Regions from separate parts of the Homo sapiens genome. Here region 1 is linked to region 2. Evidence: read pairs that join two places in POLR2A ChIA-PET (ENCODE). Cell type or tissue: PC-9. All regions are shown on one strand. Links, peaks and the distances in the headings refer to the core of each region. The heading gives the core; the rest is flanking DNA.

What was found. ChIA-PET counts read pairs that join two places held together with the same protein. Peaks named below come from ENCODE experiments on the same cell type or tissue, not always from the same donor. Only the 100,000 strongest peaks of a DNase experiment are listed, where the experiment ranks them.
Region 1: POLR2A ChIA-PET joins it to region 2 with 19 read pairs; 2 of 35 experiments call an interaction of 5 or more read pairs at or near these places.

What each region holds. Positions count from the first base shown.
Region 1 is chr9:37,564,422-37,568,815 of GRCh38, reverse strand. All of the region lies in intron 1 of FBXO10 (F-box protein 10), which reads left to right. Among named protein-coding and RNA genes, the nearest start is that of FBXO10, 9.8 kb to the left of the region's middle. RefSeq lists silencers at 118-318, 1,874-1,923 and enhancers at 736-865, 2,658-2,847, 3,278-3,427. In PC-9, for the core only: no CTCF peak of the experiment used is centred there; no DNase peak of the experiment used is centred there.
Region 2 is chr9:36,317,805-36,322,198 of GRCh38, reverse strand. It overlaps LOC102724322 (a long non-coding RNA gene), which reads right to left. Exons shown (of 5, transcript XR_001746660.2): 5 at 3,734-4,394. Among named protein-coding and RNA genes, the nearest start is that of GNE, 62 kb to the right of the region's middle. In PC-9, for the core only: no CTCF peak of the experiment used is centred there; DNase peaks (open chromatin) are centred at 1,498 and 2,188; H3K4me3 peaks cover 452 bases; H3K27ac peaks cover 3,797 bases.

The DNA of each region.
Region 1 (4,394 bases), core at 186-4,185, 1.2 Mb before region 2:
ATAAGTGGTGAATATCCTTGCTCTTTTGGACAGACAGTACAGCGACCTTAGACCACATGAACTCCGACCTTAGACCACATGAACTCTGACCTTAGACCACATGAACTCCGACCTTAGACCACGTGAACTCCGACCTTAGACCACATGAACTCCGTTTATCCTTTTTCCACCTTAGGGTAGAGGAGATGTAAATACAATGTATCAACTTTGATTGGAGTCTTACTAGCCTACAGAGAGAAAAAGGAAGAGAGTAAATAATTTACCTGAGAAAACAAAGTAAATTGGTTTCTTGAAAACAAAGTAAATTGGGTGGGTGGGGATGTGTGCCAGTGGCTCACACCTGTAATCCCAGCACTTTAGGAGGCTGAGGTGGGCGGTTTGCCTGAGGTCAGGAGTTCGAGACCAGCCTGGCCAGCACGGTGAAACCCCATCTCTACTAAAAATACAAAAATTAGTCAGGCGTGGTGGCAGGCGGCTGTAATCCCAGCTACCCGAGAAGCTGAGGCAGGAGAATCACTTGAATCCAGGAGGTGGCAGTTGCAGTGAGCCAAGATCGCGCCATTGTACTCCAGTTTGGGCAACAGAGCAAGACTCCATCTCAAAAATAATAATAATAATAATTTACTTGAGAAAACTGTCAGGATTTGTTTGCTTGTAGGTGATCAGCTTAAAGTATCTGAACTTGAAAAAGAACATCAGTTGGCTTTAAAAAGAAAATGTTACTGTGTCCCTGGCCCTTTGATCTCTTGCAGTCTCTCACCTTAATTGTCTGAGTTTGGCTTCATTCCTCATATGGACTCTTTTGAGTTGCCCCATTCCTTGCAAGAGGATGGGGGATTCTTACTGTCTTCTTTGGGTCAAGTATCCATCCTGTGAGGTAGAGGACTGCAACACTCTCAGTGGCAGCCCCAGCAGGACTAAATAGAGTAGAAGCGGGGTTCCCCTGAGGACGCAGAAGAGGGAAGGTGCTGGGCAGACATAGCTAAGGTCAGGTGCAGTGGCTCATGCCTGGAATCCCAGCACTTTGGGAGGCCGAGGCGGACAGATCACCTGAGGTCAGGAGTTCAAGACCAGCCTGGCCAACATGGTGAAACCCCATCTCTACTAAAAATGCAAAAATTAGCCAGGCATGGTGCCTCCTAGTTCCTTTCTTGGAGTACTGGGGTTCCTAACTTGTGAAGTGATGATATAGGAACTTCTAGCCCCACCATCACATATATATAAACTCACAGATCATGAAATAAGAATGAATTTGATCCTGCAATTGTTATGCACTAAAATATTACCACACAATAAATGTTTACTCATAGGAATTGAGGATAAGCATACTACGTTTTGGTTGTTATAAGTGCTCATTAAGACGATATGTAAGGCTGGGCATGGTGGCTCACGCCTATAATCCCAGCACTTTGGGAGGCTGAGGCAGGAGGATCGCTTGAGCCCAGGACTTTGAGACTAGCCTGGGCAACATAGTGAGACCTCATCTCTAAAAAAAAAAAAAAAAATTTAGCTGGGTGTGGTAGCGTGTGCCCATAGTCCCAGCTACTCAGGAGGCTGAGGCTGGAAGATCACTTGAGCCCAGGAGATTGAGGCTGTAGTGAGCCAAGATCACATCACTGCACTCCAATCTGGGTGACAAAGCAAGACCTTGTCTCAAAAAAAAAAAAGAAAAAAAGAAAAAAAAAAGACATGTAAAAAGCACCTGGCATTTAGTAAGCCCTCAAAACACCCTTGCCTGCCCCTTCAAGGACATGCAATAAATTTATGTGAGAATCAGTACTAAAACCTGGATCTGGGGACCCCCCTGCAACTCCCCTTCTGTCTCCTAAGTAAACCAAAATGAACAGGCAGTGCATTGAAAGGAGAGAGGGTCCTTATGGCTCCAAGCCCACTCAGAAAGCACCATCAGAACACAGCTTTCTGGTTTATGTCATCAAATTTCAAAGCTGAAAATAAGAAACAGATGGTTATTTCTCACGCTGAAGAGAGCTACGGTTTGAAGAAATGATGAAAAGCCCAGCTGAAGTTTTTCTCATCTTCAAATTTAAGTTTTGTCTCATTTCCGATGGTGTGTGTAGGTGTGTGTACAGGGCTCTTTGGGGTTATAATATTTTACTATTACTTTAGAACAGTTTACTCCACAAAGCTAGGGACATTTACTTTGATTTGAAGAAAGATTTTAAATCATTAATCCATTACAGTTGCTCAGTTAATACAGTTTGTAGTTATTTACGCTGTGCCTGTGAGGCTTGTGTGCCTCATAATGTTGGAAGAGAAATTTTTTCTTTTCCTGTCAATACTAAATAGGGTTCTGAGCAGCCCTTGATTTTTTTTTCCACTTTTTTTTTTTTTTTTTCCGAGACAGAGTCTCACTTTGTTGTCCAAGCTGCAGTGCAGTGGTGTGATCTCAGCTCACTGCAACCTCCACCTCCCAGGTTCAAGCGATTCTCTGCCTCAGCCTCCCAAGTAGCTGGGATTACAGGTGCCCACCACTATGCCTGGCTAATCTTACTTTTTTATTAGAAACTAAATTCCAACACTTTGATACTAGTATGGCCCTCTGTAGGTAGAAAGTGTGTTTCCCTTGTTATACAAATGTGAAACAAGAGTTAAGTCACCTGCCGTCATGATTAGTCTGCAAGGGAGAGGCAGAGCCCAAACTAGAGTGTGAATGAAGCCTGTTGGGTCCCTTTTGTCAGAGTCATTTCAGCACGCATAGGGCCTTTTGTGCTGGGACTCATGGCAGCTCCCCATGGTCCCCCAAATTAACTAGAAACTGTTTACCTTTGGCTAAGGGTGTTCCATGTGAACTAATACAGGTGGCCTTTCTCACTGATCCCTTCAGACTCCTGGAGCTGCAGCCAGACTGAACCTCCCAACATGTCCTAAGCCCAGCTGAAGGTTTTCTACCTCAGGAGCTTTTGCTGATGCTGTTTCCTCTGCTATAGCCCCCTTTCTTCCTCCTCTGAATGTCCCAGTCCTATGCAAATTTCAGAGTCCAGTTCAGATACCAGCTCCTCCATGAAGCTTGGCTTAGTGGTTAAAAACAAGAGTCTCTGGGGACGGGCTGGGCTTCAGTGGTTCTGCACCTCTCTAACGAGTGATTGGGGCAAGCCATTTGTCACATAAGTTTAGTTTCTTGAACTGAAAAATGAAGACAGTATTAATTTCAGTCATTGCTTCTCAAATTTAGGGTGCACATCAGTTCCCTGGTGATGTTGTTAAAATGCCAAATCTGATCCAGGAGGTACACGGTGGTGCCCAATGTCTGCCACTTCTAACAAGCTCCTAGGTCCTGGGAGCACATTTTGAGTTGTAAGGCTTGAAGAGATCTTCAGGGAATAGGATGAAATAATGCATGAAAAGCACTTAATATTGTGCCCCTCAAATAGCAGTACTGAGTAAAAGCTACCTGCTGCTGTTTTTGTTGTCTTCCATTATTATTGGTTTGTTTCCCTAGCTGGAGGTCACATTTTTGTTCTTTAAACAAGGGCTTTCCCTTTTTTATGGCACTGTGTTAGTCTGTGCTCACGCTGCCATGAAGAAATATCTGAGACTAATTTATAAAGAAAAGAGGTTTAATTGACTCACAGTTCCACATGGCTGGGGAGGCCTCAGGAAACTTACAATCATGGTGAAAGGCACCTCTTCACAGGGTGGCAGGAGAGAGATGAGTGCAAGCAGGGGAAATTCCAGAGACTTATAAAAGCATCAGATCTCATGGGACTCACTATCACGAGAACAGCATGGGGGAAACCGTGCCCCATGATCCAATTACCTCTACATGGTCCCTCCCCTGACAAATGGGGATTGTGGGAATTATAATTCAAGATGATATTTTGGGCGGGGACACAGCCAAACCATATCATTCTGCCCCTGGGCCCTCCCAAATTTCATGTCTTCATATTTCAAAACACTGTCATTCCTTTCCAACAGTACCCCAAAGTCTTAACTCATTCCAGCATTAACCCAAAAGTCCAGGTCCAAAGTCTCATCTGAGACAAGGCAAGTCCCTTCTGCCTATGAGCCTGTAAAATCAAAGGCAAGCTAGTTACTTCCTAAATACAGTGGGGGTACAGACATTGGGTAAATATACCCACTCCAAATGGGAGAGATTGGCCAAAGGGGCTACAGGCCCTATGCAAGTCCAAAATCCAATAGGTTAGTTATTAAACCTTAAAGTTCCAAAATGATCTCCTTTGACTGCATGTCTCATATCCAGGTTATGCTGATGCAAAAGGTGGGCTCCCAGCCTTGGGCAGCTCCACCCCTGTGGCTTTGCAGGATACAACCCACCTCCTGGCTGCTTTCACAGGCTGGTGTTGAGTGTCTGCAGCTTTTCCAGGCACATGATGCAAGCTCTCAGTGGATCTGCCATTGTGGGGTCTGGAGGA
Region 2 (4,394 bases), core at 193-4,192:
ACATGAGGTATTTGATTTTCTGTTCCTGCATTAGTGTGCTAAAGATAATGGCCTTCAGTTCCATCCATGTTCCTGCAAAGGATATAATCTCATTCTTTTTGATGGCTGCATAGTATTCCATGGTGTATAGGTACCACATTTTCTCTATCCATCTACCACTGATGGGCATTTGGGTTGATTCCGTGTCTTTCCGATTGTGAATAGTGCTGCAATGAACGTATGTGTGCATGTGTCTTTATAATAGAACAATTTGTATTCCTTTGAGTATATACCCAGTAATAGGATTGCTGGGTCGAATTGTATTTCTGTTTTTAGGTCTTTGAAGACTCACCACACTGTCTTCCACAATGGTTGAACTAATTTACACTCCCACCAACAGTGTAAAAGCATTCACTTTTCTCTTCAACCTTGCCAGCTTCTGTTCTTTTTTGGCTTTTTAACAGCCATTCTGACTGGTGTGAGATGGTGTCTTATCATGTTTTTTATTTCAGTTTCTTTAATGATCAGTGATGTTGATTTTTTTTCATATGATTCTTGGCCACATGTATGTCTTCTTTTGAAAAGTGTCTGTTCATATCCTTTGCCCACTTTTTAATGGGGTTGTCTTTTTCTTATAAATTTAAGTTCCTTATAGATGCTGGATATTAGACCTTTGTCAGATGCCTAGTTTGTAAAATTTTTCTCACATTCTGTAGGTTGCATGTTTACTCTGTTGATAGTTTCTTTTCCTGGGCAGAAGCTCTTTAGATTCCATTTGTCAATTTTTGCTTTTGTTGCAATTGCTTTTGGCTTCTTCGTCATGAAATATTTGCCAGTTTCTATGTCTGGAATGGTATTGCCTAGGTTGTGTTCCAGGGTTTTTATAGTTTTGGGTTTTATGTTTAAGTTTTTAATCCATCTTGAGTTAATTTTTGTATATGATATAAGGAAGGGGTCTGGTTTCAATCTTGTGCATATGGCTAGCCAGTTATCCCAGCACCACTTTGAACAGGGAGTCCTTTCCCCATTGCTTGTTTTTGTCAGGTTTGTCAAAGATCAGATGGTTGTAGGTGCGTGGCCTTATTTCTAGGCTATCCTGTGCCATTGGTCTATGTGTCAGTTTTTGTACCAGTACCATGCTGTTTTGGTTACTGCTGCTCTATAGTATAGTTTGAAGTCAGGTGGCATGATGAGAGGCATTGTTTATAATATTAATACTAGCACAGGAGCTCACACATGGGTGTGATGTGTATTGCATGCACACTCACACAACAACCTAATGTCCATCAGTGAAAGCCAGTTAAATAAGTGATGATATAGTTATGTGACTGGACATTAAGATGGGATTATTTCTGTCTCCAATTCAGCTGAGACCTCAAAGTCTGAGAATACATAAAAGATGCATAGTTCCCCTGCATCCCAAGGGAGGGGCTGGATCACACATGCAGAACACACTAAGATATTATGAAACCAGGTCTGCTGGCATTAGCGTTCACCCCATCCTACCCATCAAAGGACAGAAGGGTTGATGAGTCAGTGGAGTGCTGAGGCCTCCCCAGCCCTCCCCACCACACCCCTGGGGAGGTGGGAGGACCTGCCTGGGAGGTGGAGTGGCAGGAGGGAGCAGGCTGGGGGGCACTGCCCAGAAGCTGCCCTCCCACTGCCCAGTGCTTAGTGCCAGTGCTCCCGGACCACACCGAGGGACGAGCTGCTTATTCTCGTGGCCCCATATCAAGATGCAGATAAACTGGGAAAGAAGAGAATTTCTATTTCTGTAACCAGGTGCAGGGAGAAGGCCTGGAAATTATCGCCAGACCAACTCAAAATTTCAAAGTATTCCAGAGCTTATATACCTTCTAAGCTCTATGTGTACGTGTAAGTGTGCATTTATCTAAAGACATAAGTGATTAACTTCTAATCTATAACTAAGGTCTGAGTCCTGAAGACCTTCCTCTGGAGCCTCAGTAAATTGACTTAATCTAAATGGGTCCAGGTGCTGCAGTGATTACCCTTATCTTGTCTCCTACTAAATCACAGAGGTTTGGGGAGTTCCTTCCAACCTCCAATAAACTTGTTCGTGGAGGCCTGGGGAGTTTCTTCAGACCCCCCAATAAAACTTGTTTGTTTAATCCTAAACAGGTTTTGTTAAGAATGCCTTCGTTATTTTGTCATGCTTTAAGGCCCAGGAAAGGCCTAGGCGAAACTCTGGGTGGGGTTTTGTTACATTCCAGCTTTTGTGTAAGGACACTGGCTCTACCAGCTTTTAATATTTAACTTCACCAGTCAGTACTGAAATAGTTGTTACGGAGGCCCGCGTTCCTGAGGCCTGGCCTGCCATACCAGGAGGTTGAAAGGAGTGGAAGAGGAACTCTGATATTTGGATTCAAATACTTCTATATTGTCCAACATAAACATGTTCATATGTTACCAAAAAAAAAGGAAAATAAAGGAGTAAAAAAGCATGTACAATGAGCACCTAATAATTAATAGTTTGTTCTAGGGAGCAGCCCTGGGAAAGCATTTCCAGCAATTTCAGATTTTTGTTATGTTTGAATTTTTTTACAATATGCATGTTTTATTTGTAGAAGCAGAAAATAATATCCAAATATAGCATTTTAGAAATAATTATAAAAAGCTACCAGAAGGCCCAGCTCTTCACCCCTCTCCTCCTCCTCCCTCCATTAAACACAGAACTCAGCCCAGCAGGGTAGGGCTGCAGCCCATGGCAGCACTGGGAGAACGCTTCCTTTCTCTGGCTGCCCACACCCAGGATGGGACTTCCAAGCAGGACAGGGAACAGGTCCCTGTTCAGGTCCAGGGATCAGCTGGGACGCCAGCGCCTTGAACCTGACTTCCCCAGGCCAGGACTCAGCCCCCTCCTTGGAACCCCATTGCTCCCCGGACTCTCCCCATCTCAGCCTCTCCCACACTCCACCCGTCTGCCGGCCTGCACCCCAGCTCTGTCCCCTCCTCTCCATCCCCAGTCCACTCACCTTCAGCTGGTAGTGAGCTTTCCCATGAGGAAACTGAGGCACGCTGGGAAAAGGGAGCTACTCCAGGTCAAGCAGCAGCTTAGCAACAGGGCTGGGACCCAGGCTTCCCAGTAGCCGCTATGGTGTGCTTTAAGTAACACCACACACCTGCACAGCTGAGGTGCGCCGCACCTCCCCCTCACTATACTCCTTCATTCCAGATTGAAATGTGCACCATGCTCAGGCAAAAACAAACAAACAAACAAACAAACCAGGCTTTTCTCACAAAATCAAATCAGAAGGTAAGATGTGTGTGGCAGAAACAAGTTTCTTAACTTCCCGAAACCTTATTTTCCTCATGTGGAAAGTGAGTTGAAGAGCTCCTGCCTCATGGCATCGCGGGGGATCTAATGAAACGATGTGGTGCAGCTGGTGCCTCATAACTGGCAGCTGTGGTTTGTTTCTCCCAAAACCCGCCACTCTGGCCCCCAGCCATTCAGGAGCTGTTTTAGGTGGCATTCATTTGGGTGGTGGGGAGCAATGGAACTTTTTCTTTTTTCTGAGACGGGGTCTTGCTGTCGCCCAGGCTGGAGTGCAGTGACGCAATCTCATCTCACTGTAACCTCCTGCTCCCTGTAACCTCTGCCTCCCAGGCTCAAACGATCCTCCCACCTCAGCCTCTCAAGTAGCTGGGACTAGGTGCACACCACCACGCCCAGCTAATATTTGTATTTTTTGGAGGGACGGGGTTTCGCCATCTTGCCCAGTCTGGACTCGAACTTTTGGGCTCAAGCAATCCTCCTGTCTCAGCCTCCCACAGTGCTGGGATTACAGGTGTGAACCACCACGCCCCGTCCCAACGGAACTTTTTCTTCCTCATCCAACAACGTATATATTTGCTCTTCAGTGAGTAAACAGTTGTCCTTTTTTTTTTTTTTTTTAGCAGCACTGGATTCTAGGAAAAATGAAAAATGAAGTGCATGCTTCACTTACTATGCCCCTGTGTAATAAACATCAGCTTTACCGAAGAAGAAACCTGAGGCTGTGTCCACACTGCAGTTATCTTCCTACACTCTCCATTTCTCCTTATTCTACAGATTGGCTGGGGGAAACTGAAGGATATATTCCTGGTGCAGTAAACCTGATGGTCAAACCTTCCCGGAGCTCCAGGGCAGCCAGCTGCTAGGAAGCCTCTCCCCTCTGGCCCACACCCTTCCTGTTGGCTCCTGGCCACACCAACCCATCACCTGGGAGGATGCTGGAGAAACGGGGTTGCCCCAAGAGTCCACGTGTCCTTGACGCATGGCCAGACTCAACAATGGGCTTCTTAATGAAACTGGGAAACTGCAGAGTTCAAGTGGGGGTTGGGTGCTGAACCGTGGCTCATTCCCTCAGGGATCAAATATCAGCAGAGTCATCAGGTAAAGGCCACCAAGTTCACCT